2 separate regions of the Homo sapiens genome follow, and region 1 is linked to region 2. Evidence: chromatin contacts called from ENCODE Hi-C or POLR2A ChIA-PET data. All regions are on one chromosome and are shown on one strand. The core of a region is the stretch at or near the end of the contact, and the rest is flanking DNA. Distances in the headings are between cores, read along the strand shown. Region 1 has its middle 30 kb from the start of PCDH1. Region 2 overlaps LOC107986454 (a long non-coding RNA gene).

Evidence for each region. A loop is a pair of places that touch in the nucleus more often than their neighbours do. ChIA-PET counts read pairs that join two places held with the same protein, here RNA polymerase II (POLR2A). Pooled maps may share reads with other maps.
Region 1: a map of heart right ventricle shows a loop between it and region 2 (5-fold over the local background). The contact joins two enhancer-like sites. A Hi-C loop is called at or near these places in 15 of 168 maps with a recorded cell type or tissue (Calu3, PC-9, Right ventricle myocardium inferior and 6 more) and 9 of 50 pooled maps. POLR2A ChIA-PET finds 5 or more read pairs at or near these places in 7 of 52 experiments (H1, HEK293, MCF 10A and 2 more).

The regions. Positions count from the first base shown.
Region 1 is chr5:141,846,629-141,851,137 of GRCh38, reverse strand. No RefSeq gene overlaps it. Among named protein-coding and RNA genes, the nearest start is that of PCDH1, 30 kb to the left of the region's middle. RefSeq lists a silencer at 1,213-1,462 and enhancers at 1,113-1,669, 2,023-2,112, 2,228-2,784, 3,541-4,362. Within about 2 kb of position 1,762, at least 40 of the 41 ENCODE cell types and tissues checked have a DNase peak (open chromatin) inside an H3K27ac peak, as active enhancers do; they include endothelial cell of umbilical vein, heart left ventricle and heart right ventricle, where a contact is called at or near this core.
Region 2 is chr5:141,803,123-141,807,932 of GRCh38, reverse strand. LOC107986454 (a long non-coding RNA gene) reads left to right here. Exons shown (of 3, transcript XR_001742906.2): 3 at 1-135. Among named protein-coding and RNA genes, the nearest start is that of PCDH1, 73 kb to the left of the region's middle. Within about 2 kb of position 1,741, at least 7 of the 41 ENCODE cell types and tissues checked have a DNase peak (open chromatin) inside an H3K27ac peak, as active enhancers do; they include endothelial cell of umbilical vein, heart left ventricle and heart right ventricle, where a contact is called at or near this core.

The DNA of each region.
Region 1 (4,509 bases), core at 513-3,012, 43 kb before region 2:
TCTGGGAAGGGATGTTTCTGGCCCTACCCCCATCTCTCCTATGGGGGTTTCTCTGCCCTGCAGCACTTTAGGATGAGGCTGGGCATCTCTGAGTTGTCTTTTCTCCTAGGAGCCCTGGGATACCTCTCTCTCCCGAGGGTAGGGCCTCTGGAGCCATTTCTTCCCTGGGTCGGGGCTGTCTCCGGGTGTTGGGAGGGCTTGTGTTGGCCATGAGAAAGTCTCTTAAGGGGCGTCTCCACTGGGGACTTCTCTGGGAGGGGGGACTGTGTCCCGCCCATGGGGTTTCGGGCGGGTGTGTCTGCCCATGGGGAGGGGAGACTGTGTCTCCTCGGGTTATCTAGTGGGGAGGGGGGCCGTGTCTCTCTCGTGTGTAGGGGGGTGGGGGTCGGGGTGGGGGGTTTTGGGCGCGTCGGGTGCCCACATTGGGGTCGTGTTTCTCTTGGTTCGTGCCACTTCCCACTGCCTCGCTCCTCCCGGGAAGGGCCCCCGCCCCGCCCCACCCCACCCCATCCCTGGCGCTGCGAGCACAATCCCGTTGATTTGTAATGATTTCTGTCTCTTTCTGTCTTTCTCTTTCTCTGACCCCCCCACCCCCACCCCCACCCCCCCCCACCCCGCCGCGAGCATGCGCAGGCACCGCCCCTACCCCCTCCGGTTCGGTTCGTTTCCGGTTTGTTTGCTGAGCTGTCAATGAAAGACCCGTGTAATTATTCCCGAGCTTTACAATAAAAGTGTGAAAACCGGACCCCACTCAGCTTCTTCCGGGTCCTCGGGCCTGCGTCCCGTGGAGAGTGGGAGCTAAATCTGGAGGCCTTGGAGAGGGCTGGGGGACGCGAGGGACAAGAGACTGAGACCCGCACTGGTATTAATCGGGGATGGGGTCGAGCTGACGCGTTCTGAGGATAGACTCCTAGTCCGTACACCTCAAAGTGACCCCTGCCGGATCCTCTGGGCCCGACCTGCTGTGGGCACCCCCTCCCCGCAAGAACTCAGGTGCAGGATGGGGTGGGAGGTGACCGCAGGAGAGGTTTTGTGCTGCGCTGCCTTCTTCCCCGGGCGCCCGCAGGACGTGCAGTCGTTCCCGGGTGTATCCATTCCCGCTCCCCACTCTTTGGCAACGAGTGTGAATTGCGGAACTGGATAGGATAAGGGGCGGGAGACATCTGTCTGTCTGCCGCGTTCTCCCACGCTCAGGAACGAGGGTTGGAAGTCGATTTAGGGGAAAGGAACCGAAAAGGTCTCAGCCTCGGTCTCCGACTGCGCTCCCCTCCCCCCTTCCGGGCTCGACCGGCCCCGGCCTCCTCCGTCCGGCTCCCGGGTAAACACCCGCTCCGGAGAGGTCGGAAAACAGAGACCGGATCAGCCGGTTCCTGGCCCCGCCTCCCGGGGCGTTGCTCCCTCCTCCGCCCCTCCCCACCCCCACACCCGCCCAGCGTCGCGCGCTTTTGCTCGACCCGCGCCCTAGCTCCCTAGGCCGGTACTGTGTGGGCCTCGCTCCGGACCCCGGGGTCGGTCCAGCCGCTGGGATTAGCCGACCGCAGGGACTAATCCCGGATGAGCCTCGTGTAAACCCGGATCGACAGCGGGGACGGCGGGGGTTGCTGGCACCCCTTCATCCGTTCCCAGACGCGGAGCATCACGGGGCATAGAGCCCACCCCGAGGCTCCTTGCTGCTTTCGGAGAGACCCGAGTTGGATCTGCAGTTGGGGGCGTGGCGGGGCAGGAGATGAAGAACGCAGGGCCGGGATCTGACGCGCCGAGAGCCTGGCGCGGGGTGACTGGGGTGTGGGGCGGAAAGGCAGAGATCTCTCGGGCAGTACTTGAATCTACCGGCTTAGGTCAGCTCCCTACTCAGTCTACAACCGAAGCCCCCTACCTATCCTCCAGTTACAGAATCACAGACCCTCCCCCTACCAGTGGGTGTGGCAACCCTTCCTAAACCTGAGGCCTCACCTCATTAGGAGAGGCGCTGAATCAGCGGGGGAGGGGCCCGCATTGTCTCCACCCCTGACTTGACCCCACAGTGAAGGGTGAGGAGTTCCTTCTGTTAAGGCCTAGCCCAGGAAAAGATGTCTGGAGTTAAGGAAGTTGGAGGAGATGTGGTGGCCGACTGGGTACCAGAATCCTGTCACTGGTTGATTAACTCATTCTACAAACATTTCCTGAGCCCCTCCCATGTGCCAGACCGGCACAGGGTACTGGACCCCAAGAATGACACACAGTCTCTGTGGGAAAGGCAGACAGGTAAACAATGACCACATCTTGTGTTCGGCCCTGCCTTGAGCCGGAAATTCTGGCAGGAGACCTAAAGGCGCTGTCCTCTCCAAAGTCTAGAGGCTTTCTGGAAGGGGTGGTGCCAGAGCTGAGTTTCAAAGGGCAAATGAGGGATAGGCTACTGAGGAAGGGGTCAGCCTTGCAGGCTGAGGAGGAGTATGTGCCAGGGTCTGGAGGTGGAGGAGGAGGTGAGGTGGCTCAGGAGGGCAGGAGAAGTTGGAGAAGAAGGCAGGGGCCAGAACTAAGGACCTGCTGGTCAACTTAAAGTGCTTGGATTGAGGGGTTGGAGAGGAGCCATTTACAGATTTTAAGCCTGTAAAAGAAAAGGTCAGATTTACATTCTTCCAGATTCTGTGTTCCTCCCTTCCCTGCCCCAGGTTTCTCTGGGGATGCCTGGGTTGGGAGTGGAGATACACAGGCAGACAGGAAGAGGAACCAGGTGCAGTTTAGGCTGGTTAAGAATGGTCCCTGGCTGGTCGCGGTGGCTCACACCTGTAATCCCAGCACTTTGGGAGGCCGAGGTGGGCTGATCACGAGGTCAGGAGTTCGAAACCAGCCTGGCCAACATGGGGAAACCCCATCTCTACTAAAAATATCAAAATTAGCTGGGCACGGTGGTGCGCACCTGTAATCCCAGCTACTTGGGAGGCTGAGGCAGGAGAATCATTTGAACCCGGGAGGCAGAGGTTGCAGTGAGCCGAGATTGTGCCACTGCACTCTAGCCTGGACAGCAGAGCAAGACTCCATCTCGGAAAACAAACAAAAGAATGGTCCCCACTTTCCATCAAACTTGGAGTCAGAGAGACCTACGTTAGAAATTTGGCTGTACTTATTTCTAGTGGCATGACCTTGGGTAGGTGGCTGAGCCTCAGTTTCTTCCTCTGTAAGGTGGGGATAATAGTGCTTACCATCACCAAAGGTTATTGTGGGGCTTCAATGAGATAATTTGTCCACTTTTTTATTTATCACACGTCTAACACCTACTAAGTGGCAGGCACTGTCTCAGGTGCTAGCATTATGGTGCTGAATAAGACAGGCATGATGCCTACTCTCTCTCTCTGGGAACTTGCATTCTAGAGGAAAAGACAGACAATAAACAAATAAATGAGATAATTATAGATTGTGTTAAAGTGCTGTGAAGGAAACAAACAGTGGGACAAGAAGGAGGATAACTGGAGGTGGGGGAGGGGAGGGGGCTGCTTTACCCAGCCAGGGAAGCTTCCCTGAGGAAACCTGAAGGTTGGCCAGTGTACTCCAGCCTGGGCAACAAGGTGAGACCCTGTCTCAAAAAAGAGAAAAAAAAAAATAACCCTGAAGTTTTAGAGCTTGGCAAAGAACATTCCAGATACAAGGAAACTGCAGGGAAATTGCCTTCAAAGGCCCTGAAGTGGGAGAAAAGAGCATAGCCACAGTACTCTAAGATGCTAAGATTCCTCAGGGCAGTTACCTGGGTTTCTTTTCTTCTAACCTTCTGGGCAAAGTGAGTAGAAATGGAGGGGAGTTGGCCGGGTGTGGTGGCTCACGCCTGTAATCTCAGCACTTTCGGAGGCTGAGGCGGGCAGTTCGAGACCAGCCTGATCAACATGGAAAAACCTCGTCTCTACTAAAAAAAAAAATACAGCCGGGTGCGGTGGCTCACGCCTGTAATCCCAGCACTTTGGGAGGCCGATGCGGGCGGATCACGAGGTCAGGAGATCAAGACCATCCTGGCTAACATGGTGAAACCCCGTCTCTATTAAAAATACAAAAAAATTAGCCAGGCTTGGTGGCGGGCGCCTGTGGTCCCAGCTACTCGGGAGGCTGAGGCAGGAGAATGGCGTGAACCCGGAAGGCGGAGCTTGCAGTAAGCCGAGATTGCGCCACTGCACTCCAGCCTGGGTGACAGAGCGAGACTCCGTCTCAAAACAAACAAACAAACAAACAAAAAAATTAGCCGAGCATGGTGGCGCATGCCAGTAATCCCAGCTACTCGGGAGGCTGAGGCAGGAGAATCGCTTGAACCTGGGAGGCGGAAGTTGCGGTGAGCCGAGATCACACCATTGCACTCCTGTCTGGGCAACAAGATTGAATCTCGGTCTCAAGAAAAAAGAAAAAAATGGAGGGGAGTTTCCATCCTGCTGGGCCAAACCCCTTCCCCTCCAACCCCATCCCCTGGAGTAATATTGGGGAGATGTGGGCTTCATCAGTCAGCCCATCTGTCCAGCTTAATCTTCCACCTGTTCTATAGCTGCCCCC
Region 2 (4,810 bases), core at 492-2,991:
CATTTATGCTTATAGCTTGTGAGTTTTGGAGCTTGTCCGTGATGTTTCCTAAGAGGAGATGAAACGGAACACTTACTTTTATGGAATGAGGTGTTGCCGGATTTTTTTTAGAAAGGGCAGGTGCGTGTGTGTGTGTGTGTGGGGGGGGGGTGGGGGCGGTGTAAATGGGAGAGGAATAATCTTCAAGAAACACAGAATTGGGGAGGGGAGCTGAGCGGCTTTCTTCTTTTTTTGAAATGCACAAATGGGAAATTTAACTTGATCCCCTGTGGCTTCTGGGCCAACCCCTGAGTGAAGTCGGATCACTTTTGCAAAGGAAAATTTTATCCGTTTTTTGGCTTTTATGGGGCTTCCTCAATGAGCAAAACCTCTCCTGTTGGTGCTTAGAGAGGATTTCTCTGCTTGGCCTACGGTGATGCCGTGTAATCTCCCAAAAAATATGGTGCTAATATTCGCCGGGTTAGGGTTAGTTATTTTTATGTCTTTGTCATTTTGTTTCTCGGCAGCTCTTTCTGCTGCCTGGAAAGGACGTGGCGGACACTTTACTTCCAGAGTCATATTTTTTAATTTGATCAAAGCAAATTTCACTCGTTCTCTGTATAAATTATTTAACTCATTTCTTTTAGGTTAAATGTCTCAATAGAAAGATAGAAAGTCTTTCCATCACATTTTCTTCCAGGATTTTAATCAGCTCCTGTAGATTGTATGAACTTCTTTCTCAGTCCTCCATCCTTCTCTGTCTTAAGTCTCTCTCCCTTCCTCCCTCTCTCTCCCTATCTGCTCTTCTCCGGCCTCTGCCCCCAACTCCTCCTGAGTCCTGGGGCTCAGCCCCAGCCTCCATTCCCTTATGGCTCTGGGTGGGGAGAATGGGGGCAACTTGAACATGCAGGGCTTTAGGAGCACACACCAACCCCCTTCAGTTGGATGAGTTACCAAAGGCACCCTTCCTCTGAGCTGACCCAGCCCACAGCCCTGACAGCAGCGTCAGGGCTCAATGGCAGGCCCTGCTTGTCCCCCTCAGCCAGATCTCTGTGCACAACCACAAGCTGCTGCTCCTGCCTCTGCCAAGACCTGTGCCTGCCCGCCCCCCGCCGCACCTGCCCAACTCCCATTTCCCCTCTAGGGCTGCAGTCTCAGGATGAATTTAAATGTAGCAGCCTCTCCCCAAATTCCAGCTGTTTCCTAATAAAAATTCCATCCTACTCAATCAATGCTCCTTGTCACAGGCCAGGTTTCCTTGTGTCTTATTTCACTCTGGTCTGGTTCCCTCGGTGCCAGGGCTCCTCAGGCAGACCCCTCCTCCTTAGAGGCTTGAAGCCTCCCTCTGACAATAGTGCAGGGCTGGGGATAGAAGACCCGGGCAGAGGTTTTGGGGTTAAGTGGGGTGCTACAGAGGACTCCCTCCAGGGATGGGCTTGGGCTCTGTGGGGGGCCCCTGCCTCCCACCTTGGCAGCCCCATCTCTGGCCCCAGGCACTGTCAAGGGAACAGAAAGCAGCAGGGCAAGCTCATTACCCGTGAACACTCTTCCTTCCCTCATATCACATTGTTTCAGCCAAGAACAAGTCTCCAGTGGGAATTCCCTTTCGTCTTACTTTTAAAATATACAGTAATTAACAAACTAATGCTATTAACTGCAACAACGAGGAAATTACAGTAAAATCACTGCAGAGTCCACAAGCAGTGGGTGTAGGGACCGGTGGGTCCTGGCTCTGTGTGGAGGGGAGGGACCCAGTCTGGGCCCAGGTGTCATCATCTCAGCCACAGCAGGGCCCTCTCAGGCTGGGAAACTTCTGCCAGAGCTGGTGAGTCCTCTGCAGGTCAAGCCAGGGCTTGGACACAGCTACTTCATTTCCTGTGCAGGAAGAGTCAGGATCCCGGTCATTCTTCCAGCCCCGGAGGTTTGCTCTTTTATGAAACACTTAAATAATAGAGCTGTGGCCCAGTGCTGACCTGGGCATGTCTGTGAGGACATGGCCCCTGCTTCAGGGTCACCGTAGGTTCCGACAAGGCCTCCAGAGGATGAATCTCAAAGAAAGCCTCGGGGAGGGACTGCTGTGCCTCCGCTGCCTCCTTCTCTGGTCCTGCGGAAGCATCTTCAGGGTCTCCCTGTCCATCCTTCTGCCTTCCTTCCAGCACAGTCAGGCTGTGCGTCCCTTCCTGGGGTTTTACTCAGGTACAGCCAAAGATATCAGGAAGGACTAGGCCTGTTGTTGCCTGATTGCCTGGAAGTCTGTTTCCAGTCTGACTTCAGTCTTTCATGCTGTAGTCCTCTGTAATTTCCTCTGGTGAGTTCCCAGCAAGCCTAGTTGATAAATTCCAGGATCCTCTCCCACTCTTGCCTCTTTCCCTCAGGTTTTACAATCTCCCTGTCAGTCCTTAAATCCTCTTCCCCCATCAGGGAGCCATGGTCACCAGAAAGAGCAACCTGTTCTCATTTTCCCTCTCTAAACTTTCTCCCAGAGGCCACTCATTGCCTTGCATACCAACAAATGTCTGCTCAGAACTTTTAGAAGTTCTGTTCAGATACCCACAGAGAAGTTGCATGCTTATCCCATTTTACAGATGAGGAAAACAAGGCTCAGAGAGGTTAAGTGGCTTGTTTGAGATCACATAGCCAGGCAGAAGCATCGTCAGGACTAGAACTGTGGTTATGTTTTCTGCAGGTTCCCACCTTCCTTGTCTCTTCTTGGCTCTTAAGGGAACAGATACTCCAGGGGAGAAGAGATAAACCTGGCTTTCCTTTATCTCCGTGGCCATGCTGGCCTGTGGAGGTGAACAAAAAATAAAAAGATAGCTCATCTCATGTTTCTCATTACGACAGCCAGCATTATGAATTGTGCTATCATAATGCAGATTGTGTACACAGGGAAACTGAGGCTTAGAGAAGCACAGAGCTTTGCCCAAGGTCACAGGGCTGGTGGTGACCAGAGTCAGAACTTAAACCCAGTCCTGTCTGCCTGCAGAGCCCACCCCTGCCCTTAGCCACTCACCTGAAGGGTAAGACCCAGCCCGACTTGAAGTCCAGCCGGGCTGAGTGTGGAGTCCGAGAACCTCATTAGGAGTGAAGCTGCCACATGTGTCAAAACCCCTGCCAGCCCCACTCCAACTTGCAGCACACAGTGTAAACATCCTTACTAATTCACCAAACTCAATCACGTTACCGGGATGGATTTTCCCATCATTACTCCTGAGTGAGTGACAACCTGCTCAGACACTTGCCTTCCCCGCTGCCTTGGGAGAGTCTCAGAAATCAGAATGCTTCACTCCCTAAGTTGATTTCAACTTGTCCTAAAGTCATTTTAATTGGTGAAGTGTCAGAGGCAATTTGGGTGACTTTCTGAGAGCCCCTTTGCACCAGCACTGGGCTGGCAGGGAGCAGGGCTCGAATGCTCCCTCCACACTTGGTGGGGACTTTCCCCTCTGCTGACTGGTCAGGAGGCCGTGCTCTGTGCTTTATTTTCATGTTTCTTGCTGAAGTTCCTCCGGCTGTTTCCTGAGAATAACAAGATTCATTTTCTCAATGGCTCTGACAGATAGGATTGTTATTGTTATTACACTCATATACCACCTTTCCTCCAAGGAGCTTAAGGCGCTTTACAAATTTGAAAATTATCTAATAATCTTTCAGCAACCCTGAGAGAGAGGGAGAAGCTGCAGTTAGAGGCACTGCAGTGCAGCCAAAGGGCGTCCACACTCCTTGCCCCGACCAGGGAGGGTGGGCATGTGGCCATGTTTGGGCTGCGGACACTTGGGGCTTGAGGCCTCCTGTGGCTCCTGCTGAATAAGGAAGAGGGAGATGCCTTGCTGGGAGGAGAGAGAGAGAGAAGAAGGGAGGAAGGAAGAGAGGAAGGGAGGGAGACAGACCCAGCTCCAAAGGACAAAATCCAATGGGAGGGAGCTCAGGCAAGGAGAGTTTTCTTTAAAGACACAAGAAATGAGAGGAAGCAGGAGGCTCCCAGGGGCTTGCGGGTAGGATAGCTGAAATTCAAAATGGAAATCTACCAAAGCAGCAACTAGGCTGGTTGCAAAGGACCCAGCTCAGGCATGAGAACATGGGCAGAAATATCAACAGAACTCAAATTGCAAATTTAGGTGGTTGCTCTGAGGTGGGTGTGGGAAGCCTCTGTGGACCTCCTTTTTTTTTTCACCTGTGAGCTGAGAGGTATGGCATTAGGTCTCTGCTAGCCTGACATCCTATGATTCTGTCTTCCTTAAAATTTCCTCTTACCAGAGGTGCCCATAGTAATTGCAGCACCTTTACTAAGCGTGAAGGGAAAGCTACTATCAAAGTGACAGAAGGGCTCAACTGCATTGCCATTATTTTCTTGAGAAGAAGGTGTGCAAGACACCGCCTTATTTGAAGCTGTCCTTTTGGGATTAGGGATTTTGATGGTTCCAGGCAGTAGCCTTTTGGGAACCAAGTATGGCATTATGGTTAAGAGCTGGTATCTGAGATCAGACAAACATGGTGACCTTGAGCAAATAACACAACCACTTGGACCCTCAGTTTCCTTGTCTGTTCAAGAATAATGATCATGATGACCTGAGGATGCTGTAAGGATGAACTGAGAGGATGTGTATAAAGTGCTTGGTGCAGTGCCTGGCACAGCCAGCCATGAAGCTGAAGATGAGAAGAAGAGAATATAGATGCTGGCAGTAGGGTTTCTTCTAAACACCTGTCCTCCCTGAAGGGCTGGGACAGCCCTGGTAAGATTCAGGGGAAATTAGCAGGCTGGGGATTCAGGTGGGAAGGGTGAGGCAGGGCTGAAGACCTGGCATGATGGCCTCTGAGGCATCTATTCTTTATC